Regions from separate parts of the Mus musculus genome. Here region 2 is linked to region 1. Evidence: chromatin loops called from intact Hi-C (ENCODE). Cell type or tissue: gastrocnemius. All regions are shown on one strand. Links, peaks and the distances in the headings refer to the core of each region. The heading gives the core; the rest is flanking DNA.

Region 1 (5,368 bases), core at 117-5,116:
TGATCTACCTGATGAAAATAGTATTCAAGTGTATACATAGTAAAAAGTCTCTTGGTTGGCTGGATGTGGTGGCGCACGCCTTTAGTCCCAGCACTCAAGAAGCAGAGGCAGGCAGATGTCTTTGAATACGAGACCAGCCTGATCTACATAGTAGGTTCCAAGCCAGTCAAGGCTACATGGTGAGACCTTTTCTCAGAATAAAAAAAAAATCCAAAACCCCACAACAACTTATAAGCCTCTGTTTCTCATGGCCCAAATCAGTGTATATTATAGTGGAGACTCAATAAATACTTGTTTGAAAATAGAAACTGAGCCAGGCAGTGGTGGCACATGCCTTTATTTAATGCCGGCGCTCAGAAGGCAGAGGCAAGCGGATCTCTGTGAGTTCAAGGCCAGCTTGGACTACAAAGCAAGTTTCAGGATAGCCAAAGCTACACAGAGAAACCTTGTCTTCAACCTCCCACCCCACAAAAGAAAGAAACTGAGAAGATAAAAGGGCTCTCGGTCAAGGCTGATGGTTGAGAACCACCTGGGGTTGGAGAAAGGGTAAGAACAAACAACTCTTAAACCTGTACTTGGGACTGTAACCTTGGCTGCGGTAGAACCCAATGCCCCTTACGGTGACCGTTCCCCAGCTGTCCTCTACACTGGGCTCTTCTTCAGACTTCACAGTCCTTCCATCTCCTGCAAGATCCAGTCCTACCATTCCAACAGCTCTGAAGCCAGAACCTGTCTGCGATCTCAAATTCAACTTATCTAAAACTTTCCCACCCCCCAAATCCAAGTGACAATACAGTTAATGACCTCACTCTTCCAGTTACCCAGATTTGGAACCTTGAAATATTTGGTTGACCCTGTCCCTTCCTCGGCTCCCTACCTCCCATAGCATGGGCACCACACTGTAACCTATAGAGCTATCTTAACCTTTCAGAGGTAGCTGTTTTATAAAGTTGTACGATAAGTGCATCTATCTTGCCTTTATCAGTTCATCAGACAAACAAGAACCAACCTCTCAAATTGTGTTAAAGCTAAAATAAGATGTTATACAGAAGAAATTCAAATGCCAGCCAGCCACTGGGATACTCTTTCCTCCTTTCATAACCAAAACAAAAGTTCTCACCATACTATGGAGTGGCTAAATGACAAAAAGGGCAAAAAGATTTGGAATTAGAAAACTGAAGTCCTGAGTTGCAGGAAACAGAGTGAAGTTCTTGTTGTCATCTAACCTTGTTGAACTACTACGTCAGATTCAGAGAGCATGGCGATCAGGTGGCAAGACTTCATTATAAAGAAACACAAGGTGCCACCTCTCACCCTCTCCAATTACTCAACCAGCAGCACTTGGGCCACTGATAAGGATGAGCTACCCCAGGGACTCATCGGTTTCCATTCTGAAACTGAAACTCAGTAGCAAACCTTCCCACTGATCACCTCATGGTCATTATGTTAAGAGTTACTAGAACATTCTAAGCTTTGGCTTCTTCCACTGAGAGGAACTGAAGAAAGTAACCCCTGACAAGCCCACAGAACAGATTAAGATGGAAGGTAAGCCAGGTGGTGGCAATTCGAGTCTTTAATCCTAGGCAGATATCTGAGGTTGATGCCAGAGTGAGTTCCAGGACTTCAGAGCTACACAGGAAAGCCCTGTCTGGGGCTGATGCAGGGGTCAACAAACAGCAAAGGTGACATGAAGCACTTTATAGGTTTGTGAATCAGACTCTACACGCCCCTCAAAACCTACTTCAACGTCTCCTACAAAACTGTCTCAATTTCCTAACTACCACTTCTATCACTTCCTTCCAAAGAGCTCTACCACACAGAGAACTAGCAGAGCTCTCTATTAGTGTCTGTGCTTTACTCTCTGTACAGTGTCAAAAGTAGACAGACCATTATTTAAATATCCATACCATCAGAGTCTATACCGCAGCTGAGAGTGTTAAATATATTCATTAAATGTTTGCTTATTACTAACTCAACAATGTCAACAATCCCAGCGCGGGAGCGTCGGGAAGGAGGACCATAAGTTCGAAGCCATCCTGATCTACCTGGCAAGTTCCAAGTCAACCAGGGCTACACAGCAAGATCTTGTCTCGAAAGAAAACAGTTTTTAAAAAGGTGTCCAAACAACTTGAGTCAGTCATTAGTAACGCTTCAAAAACAATAAATATAACCTAGGACATATAAATTTTAATCCAAATGTAAATTTCGTAAACATTACAATTGTCCACCAACTTAGTAAGTCACTGGCAAGAGGCCACACCCACCAATCAATACATACCAGTCATTCCTGCCACCTCCGAGCCCGGGAATTCTGAAATCTACTAGTTTCTCCCGCTGTGAAAGTCCTCCTCCTACAGCCTGCACGGTTTGAACCCTGCCTAACAAGCCCCTTGCACCGTTCTGGGGATGCCCACAGGGCGCTGGGAGGCCCTCAAACCCAGGCTGACAGGTCCAACACCTAAGCATCTCCCGCACAAACCCAGCCTGTACCCAAAGAAGCGCATTCCTGCCAACGGATCCGTGGGTCAGATAACGCCTGGCCATTTACTCAAATCACCTGGTGGCACCCCAGAGAGAATCACAAACCCTGAAGGGTGGGCTACGGAGTGGCGCAGTTCCCAGACGTAGGACGCGAGCCGGGGCACCTCTGGCGCTGGGAGGTGGAACTGGGGTAAGGACCTGCTGGACCCCAACGGCCCGCCGCCTCTCTCCACCTCACCTGCAGCACCAGGGCCTGTGCGGCCCCGGGCGGGAAGCCCATGCGGTCCGAAGGGTGGCGCAGCAGGCGGTAGAAGTCGGTCTTGCGGTAGAGAAAGCCGAAGAGCACGCGCAGAAAGTCCTGGACATTGCCCACGTGCTGCAGGATGCCCAACAGGGCCTGGTCATAAAGCTCAGCAGCCCCGGGCTCCATGGCTCTGCTGCCCGAGGGACGCGAACACAGTGGGCACCGCCTCACACCGGCTGATTGGCCACTTCCGGCGTGCGCGCCTAACGGCTCCCCCCGGACAGCGAAGACGCGGAACTTCCGGTCCGCGCTTGTTACTACCGGCGGTAACCGATCGTCGTTCTTGCGGCTCTGCTGGATCTCCTCCGCCGCGACACTTGCCTAAAGGAGATTGGTATGCGCTCAGTACGGTTCCTACATGCAAGAATAACCATGGTCACGATGCGGAGAGCGCTTGCCAACCATGTTTGAAGAGGGCGGAAGCATTGTGGTGACGGCCACTTGACGTAGTCCCTGGAGGTGTCACGTGGTCTGGGAGCCTTTCTTCTTTCTGGATTGAATTCCTGCGTAGGTGTCTGGTGCGCCTTCTTATAATACCACATTTTGTTTGTTAGCGGAGGGAACGGAAAAGGAATATTGTAGAATTGTATGGAATTCCTATTAACAGAGCTATGAGTGAAACTCAGAAGGTTGCACCAGATTTCAAGGTGACTTGAAAGGACAAGAAAAGTGTGAAAAGCTCAGTGAAGGAAAAAAAGAAGTATGATACTGTAAATATGTGTGTGTGCATCCGTATGTATAGCATGTGTGTATACACGTGCCGTTACTAATACGTGCATATAGACATTTTAAGAAAACGTTTATGTAAGGTTGACACACAATCAATCTGTGGTTTATACCTGTAATCCCCGCATCCAAATCATGGCCAACCTGGGCTATAGAGTCAAACCCAGTCTCAGAAGAGGGTTGGGGGGAGACGAAAGACAGACAGATTAGGAACATATGCTAGGTCACAAACCGAAGACAAATGGCTGAGATGCCTAATAAAATATCAAAGCAGACTCTGGCCACCAGTCTCCCTCAGTACCTTCTGGTACAGGATCCTTCTGGCTGGCATACTAATCCTGACCTCTACCCTAAACTTCTCCAGTCCAGAGTCTGAGCTGGCCTTTTCCTCCCCAAGCTTCTCTGATTCCTATGTAACCCAGCCATTTTGGTTATGAGGTCCTTTTTACCCTTTGGCCTCTTGGTCTCCTGGCCTCTTGACTCCAGGTCTCTTCTACCCTCTCCCCTAACCCTTCTCACATGGCCCAGCTCATTCTACAGCCACTTCCACCCTGAATTCTCCCAGATGCCTCTGCTTCTGGCTGTCTGCTCCCTCCTGTCTACAATAAACCTCCTCCACCATACCTAGAAGCCATCATGTCCTCCTTTTTGTTTTTTTTTCATTCAATGTAGCTAAATTGGTAAAGTGTGTGACTAATGTGTCCTGAGTGTTGTATAAACTGTGTAGTAACCCACATGTGTGACTAATGTGTCCTGAATGTTGTATAAACTGTGTAGTAACCCATACCTGTAAACCTAGCACTGGGAAGGTGGCGACAGAACCAGAAATGTTTATTCATCCACATAGCCAGTTCAAGACCAACTTGGGCTCTGCAAGGAGATCCTGACCGGAAAAAAAACAACAACAACAACAAAAAAGATTTTAATGAATTTCATCTCTACTAGACTAACTAACATCTACAAATTAACTTTTTTAAAAGACATTGTCTTACTCTGCAGCCTTGGCTGCCCTGGAACTCGCTGTATAGACCAAACTGTCCTCAAATTCACAGAAATATGCCTGTTTCTGCCTGCCAAGTGCAGAAGTAAAGATATATGCCACCACACAGAGCAAAATACTGATTTTACTTTTGTTTTCTTGTAGTTCTAGGAGACAAACTCAGGGTCTTGAACATGTTAGGAAAATGCTTTTCCAGTAAGAGACATTCCAGGCTTAACAAATAACTTAATAGTGTTGGGCCTTAGCAAATTTTAAGTAAAGCCATACAGATAAATTGATGTAAATTTTTTCAACTTAGAATTTATGATCGTGCTCTTGGAAGGCAGAGGCAGGCGGATTTCTGAGTTCGAGGCCAGCCTAATCTACAGAGTAAGTTCCAGGACGGCCAGAGCTACACAGAGAAACCCTGTGTCAAAAAAAACCAACCAAACAAAAAATTATGATCTTAAATTTTGTTTCAAGAACCCATGGAGCAACCGCGATGGCTCAGACAGTTGGTGGTGGCACACACCTTTAATGCCAGTGAGGTAGGCAGATCTCTATGAATTCAAGGCCAGCCTGGTCTACCAAGAGAGTTCAGGACAGCCAGGGCTACATGGAGAAATCCTGTCTCAGAAAAACAAAAACAAAGAACACTAGCTGATATTCCAGAGGACCCAGATTTGATTCCCAGCACCCACATGGTGGCTCACAATCATCTATAAACCCAGGGAATCTGCTACCCTCTTCTGACGTTAGAGGACACTGCATGCACATATGAAGTACATACATGCCTAGAGGCAAAACACCCATACACAGACGATGAGAAAATTTTGTTGACAATCCAAACAGTTTTTATGTTTTATTCATCATTATTT
Region 2 (5,368 bases), core at 101-5,100, 66 kb after region 1:
CATACATACATACATCTTAAAAACAGGAAAGAGCAGCAAGTGTTCAGCCACAGATCAACCTCTCAAGCCCCATTCTTTGATTTAAAAATAGAAAAAAAAAAAAAAAGTTCTTACTATGTATCCCAGCCTAGCCTCAAACTGTCAGTCAGCCATCCTGTCTCACCCCTGTGCTCTGCAATGAAAGATGTGCAGTACCATACTAGACACTGGAGTTGCTCGCCAGGTGAGCTGGGAGAAGCCCGGCTCCTAGACTCGCAGTCATACCACGGGCTCTTACCTCCACTCAGAAGGTCCTCAATCTTTCCCAAGAAAGGCTGTTCCGCGGGCAACACAAAGGTCAGAACTATGCCTGGGTTGTTGGCTCGAGCTGTCCTGCAGAGGGAGAAGATCAAGCGTGTACCACTAGCCCACAGGATCTGTCCTTCCGCACGCCCCAGCTCACCCCACGCCCCATCCTCCTACCTGCCAGCTCGATGGACATAAGCCTCTGCGGTGGGAGGAAGGTCAAAATTGAGGACCGCAGACACGTGGTGGAAGTCTATGCCCCGAGCCACACCTGACTCTGGATCAGAGGCCCTGAGAAAATAACCTGGTATCAGACAGATACTCACCCTCTGGGAATGTGTTCTCACATATATCTCTAAGCCATCTCTCCTCTAAGCAAAGCTGAAAGACCTCCAAACATTAGAATCACTCCAGGAGCTGGGGTGTTGGAGGGTGGACCGGAGTTCTGACATGCAGGCAAACCTGTGCCCTGACCTTAGCCCTGGGCAATAGCAGAACATACTGACCCATAAACCGCCTCTGGGACCCTGACACTCTGTGCTGCACATGTGGGCATCACCCTCTACTCTATGTCTGCCCAGGAAGCTAAGCAAGGGCCCGTGGGACTGCCAGGTATAACCACCGAGAATGTCTGACAACTCACTCACTCTATGCACTTTGGCTCAGTCTTACAGAGGCTGAAAACAGTCCTCTCGGAGGAATGATGAAAAAAGAGAACCGTGGACTCACTTGTTTCCTTTGGACCCGCGGCCTCGACGTTTGCCTTTGACTTGGGGTCCCAAGATTTCAGCATCTGTCGCTATGACGCAATCATACAAGCCTTGGTTGAACTGTGAGATGATGTGGCACCTGCAATCCAAGGGGATGACCAGCCTGACCCTAACCATCCTCCTTCCCTCTCTCTTTACCTCCTTTATTATCCTCAGATCCGCACCTCAGCCTCCTCAGCTGAAAACTACAGCACTGACCTGGAGAGATGGCTCAAGGACTAAACGCTCGGCTGCTCTCCAGAGGACCCAGGTCCTAGTCCCAGCACCCACATGGCAACTAATACTCCGTAAATCCAATGTCAGGGGATCCAACACCCTTTATGGCCTCCCTATGCATCAGCTACGCACGTAGGACACATAAACCACACAGGCAATAAAACACCTACACTCGTAATTTTCCTTCCTTCCTTCCTTCCTTTCTTCCTTAATGGAGCAGCAGCTAATTATTTCAGAGTTGTCATCATACTGAGAGGCTAGCTCCTAGCAAGTGGTTACAGAACAGAAAAGGGATCTAGGTGTATAACTGAGTGGTTGAGTGCTTACTTAGCAAGAACAAGGCTCTGGGCTCAATCCCTCACACTGCAAAGAGGCGGGAGGAGAAGAAATAAGACCAGCTGTGTGAGGCAGCCCACAAATTTAATCTCAGCACTTAGAAATCTGAGGACTGCTCTAAATTCAAGGCTAACTTGGACTACAAATACAGCATAACCCATCTCGTAAAAGGGGAAAGAACCAACTGGGTTCTCCTTCCATGTTTCTTCTCAGCTTATCTTTATCAAGACAGACACAGCGGACCTGGAGCGCAGTGGGAGTTCTCCGTTGAGCACGCAGGAAGGAATGCTGAACTGTTCCAGGAAAAGACGGAGCCGGTAACCCCTCTCTAGAGTGTTGACAAAGAGCAAGGCTTTGCCCCGAATCAGTGACAGCTTGAGCAGGGCATACAGCAGCAAGAACTTGTCCTCTTCTGTCTCACAGACCACCTGAAATTGCTGGAGCTGGTCTGGCCCCGGCAGCTGGGACTCCTGTAACTTGAGGGTAACCTAGGAAGAGGACAGACCTGTGATCAGGAAAGAGAAGTGGTTCTGTGGACACTGCCTCACTAACCAAAGCAACTACATTAGTGCAGGATAGAACATGTCTTTAAGGGTTTTTGGTGTGTGAGCCACTGCCCCATCCCCCACCCCACCTCAGGGCTGTAACCTAAGAACTCAAAAGTACCCTAACTATTGTGGTATTAGAAACAAACTATACATACAGCATCAGTGTACAGCACAAAGACAAACATTGGGAGTAGACAGGATACAGAATAGAAGCCTGCACAATGGCTGGAAGTAGAAGACTGAAATGTACACAAGGGGAACTCTGGTCTTAGAATTTGGCTCCCTTTGGAAACGTGACCCCAAGTGACTTCCAAGCAAAGCACAGTTTGGACTAGGGAAAGCTATAAATATATAATGACTTCAAGTGACTTCCTTTCAGTGATTAAGAATTAGGAAAGACATACCTAACAAAAATAGTCCCCCCGCAAGCGCCAGAAGTTTCCTGAGAAGGATCAACAAGTTCAGAGACTTGGGTCTCAGTCCCAGATGCTCCACTTACCGGGTTATGCAGTACCAGCTCCTTCAGAGTTTGTACATCCTCATTGAAAGTGGCCGACATGAGAAAAGCCTGGTAAATCCGAGGCAAGTGACTGAAAGAAAGAACAGGGCTTGATCAGGCTCCAGCCCACCCATTCCACTCCAGTCCCAAGTCCAGACCCTTGCAGGTCTAGGAGCCACTTCTGTTTCTTCCTTACCAGAGAAGACTCTTGAGTTCATCCTCAAAGCCAAAGGAAAAAAGAAGGTCAGCTTCATCTACCACCAGCAGCTCTAGGGAGTCCCGGAGTTTCAAGGTGTTCTGCTGCAAGTGGCTTAACACTCGGGATGGGGTTCCCACCACCACATCTGGCTTCTCCATCAACACAGCTCTGCAGGTGGCAAGGATTTAGCAGCCAGACCCTCGCCCTGGCAGACCTGCCCAGGCTAGCCACTCACACCACCAAGGGCACACACTTGCAAAGCGTTCTCCCTTTGGAGGCCTGCAGGTTTCACCCACCTCTGAGAAGCTGAGTCTTCTGCAGCTGAGACGTTAGCCACTCGCACATCCCGAGCACAGTAGGCAGCCAGTTGCTGGATCATGGCCTGGGCCTGCCGTGCCAGCTCCTTGGTAGGAACAAGAACAAGGCCTCTCACAGCCTGCTCCATTACAGGACCTGTCTGTAAGAACACCAATTCAAGACCGTTCAAAGTACTGGGTCCGCCCAAACAGTCAGAACCATGTACTGCAACACAACCACCTAGCTGTGTCCTGATAAACTCTTAATTCTGCCCACCTCACAGCACAGGGGGCAGAGCTTTCCCAGGCACTCAAATTTAGAACTTGCTGAAATCACTTAACGTACTACGGAGCTGATGAGTCCCCCTCTAGATAAAAGGTTACTCAAAATTACAACAGGATGGCGGTCGTGGCACCAAGGCCCGGGTTGAGAGCCAAGTAACCTGAACTCCAGCTCAGAGATTAAGCTGCAAATTGACCAAGTTCTCTATGGGCCGCCTAACACTGACACAGGACCTATAGGAGGAACCTTGGCACAGTCGGGCACTTCATTCCCTATTCTTTTGGAGCGTCCTGCCTCATACTCACTGCTCCTCTCGCTACCCACCGCCTTCTTGTGGAGAAGCGACTGAAGCATCGGAATAGCATAAGCTGCGGTCTTCCCGGAGCCTGTGCGGGCGCGGGCCAGGAGGTCCTTCCCCTCCAGCGCCAGAGGAATGGCCTTTTCCTGGATCAACGTAGGTCGCGACCAGCCCAAATCGGTGACAGCCTAAGAAGGAAGAGGACGCAGCTCAAGCGGCGTGGAGTACAGCGGCACACCGGGTAGCAGCTCCACAGCCTACCCCATACCTGCAGGAGCCGGGGATCCAGGCCCATGTGTTCAAAACCCAGCGCTTCTTGGTCCTCCATGGCGTGACTCCACGCTGTCAGTGCGCACGCGTAGGGCGGGACAAACCAACAACTAATCAGCTCTGGAAGGTACGTCACTTCCTGGAAGTACTTTCTCCTGGGTGTCCGACGTTGCTACCAATTTGTGCTGGCTCTGCGCAGGAGCGTTCCGCAATGCTGTCCCTTGAACGCCCTCCGAATTGTGGATGCCTCTTCTCTGGCGCCTCAGCCTTCCCTGACCCACAGAGTGACGTGGGCAGGGCTTTGCTAGGTTATGGTTGGGATCGACCGCGTTTTGGCTAAAGGGAGGCAGCCGCCACTTAGGCACATGCGCAAAGGAATTAGGGTTCTGTGGGTAACCAGAGGCAAATCTCACTGGGCAGAAATCGCGGCACAAGTTGCTAACCTAAGATAAATGTTAAATCAGGCCTTCAGCTACTATGAAGATTTTCACAAATACTGCCAACACGCGGTGCAATCCTTAACAGCTCTTAGAAGAAGAGCCAAGTTGACTCGAACCCTTCCTGGGACCATCTTTCCCAGAAAACGAAAATCAGACTTTGTTACACATGTTAATAAGGCCCATTCTTTGAGAATTCCTTACCAGGGAATGTCCTTAGGACTTTTTCTTCTGTTTTTGTTTTTTTTTTGTTTTTTTTTTTTTGTTTGTTTGTTTGTTTTTTTCAAGACAGGGTTTCTCTGTGTGGCCCTGGCTGTCCTGGAACTCACTCTGTAGACCAGGCTGGCTTCAAACTCAGAAATCCGCCTGCCTCTGCCTCCCAAATGCTGAGATTAAAGGCATGTGCCATCACTGCCTGGGGAAGATTGATTGATTGGTTTTTTTGAGACATGGCCTCATTATGTAGTGGCTGGCCTGGAACTTGGTAGGTAGACCAGACTGGTTTGACTCAGCCTCCCTAGTGCTGGAATTAAAGGCATGCACTACCACCCTTCCTTGGGACCTCTTAAAACACCTAAAGCCAAAAAAGTGTCAGTTGACCTTAGGCCCATTTCTTCTGGGCGCTGTAACTATTGTTAGGGCAATAACAGAAAAGAGATTGGTGGGGACTAAAAACATTTACCAACAGGGTCTTATAGTGACCACCTATTAAGAAAGGGAAAGCCCTCCTGATAACAGGAGGGGCTGAGCTGAAGGAAAAGACCAATAAAAGGGGTCATTAAGTGGGCAACAGGATCAATGTAGAGCACTTCCCTAGCGTGCATGATGCCTTAGAGTCTCAATCAGCAGCAAAGGAGAGGAAAAGGGGGAGACTTAAGGTGGGGCTAGAAGCCTAACTGCAAAACGCTGGACTCTGGCACCTGTGACTGCA

What was found. A loop is a pair of places that touch in the nucleus more often than their neighbours do. Peaks named below come from ENCODE experiments on the same cell type or tissue, not always from the same donor. Only the 100,000 strongest peaks of a DNase experiment are listed, where the experiment ranks them.
Region 2: a loop joins it to region 1, with 5 times the contacts of the local background. A loop is called at or near these places in 20 of 42 quality-filtered maps.

The regions. Positions count from the first base shown.
Region 1 is chr11:6,197,224-6,202,591 of GRCm38, forward strand. Nudcd3 (NudC domain containing 3) reads right to left here and starts at 3,228. Exons shown (of 6, transcript NM_173748.5): 1 at 2,720-3,228. The coding sequence starts at 2,911. In gastrocnemius, for the core only: no CTCF peak of the experiment used is centred there; DNase peaks (open chromatin) are centred at 2,999 and 3,195; H3K4me3 peaks cover 2,528 bases; H3K27ac peaks cover 1,886 bases.
Region 2 is chr11:6,263,662-6,269,029 of GRCm38, forward strand. It overlaps Ddx56 (DEAD box helicase 56), which reads right to left and starts at 4,068. Exons shown (of 14, transcript NM_026538.3): 1 at 3,999-4,068; 2 at 3,757-3,918; 3 at 3,150-3,310; 4 at 2,851-3,021; 5 at 2,655-2,745; 6 at 1,851-2,095; 7 at 1,015-1,134; 8 at 463-576; 9 at 278-372. The coding sequence starts at 4,058. In gastrocnemius, for the core only: no CTCF peak of the experiment used is centred there; DNase peaks (open chromatin) are centred at 3,158 and 4,143; H3K4me3 peaks cover 3,048 bases; H3K27ac peaks cover 3,252 bases.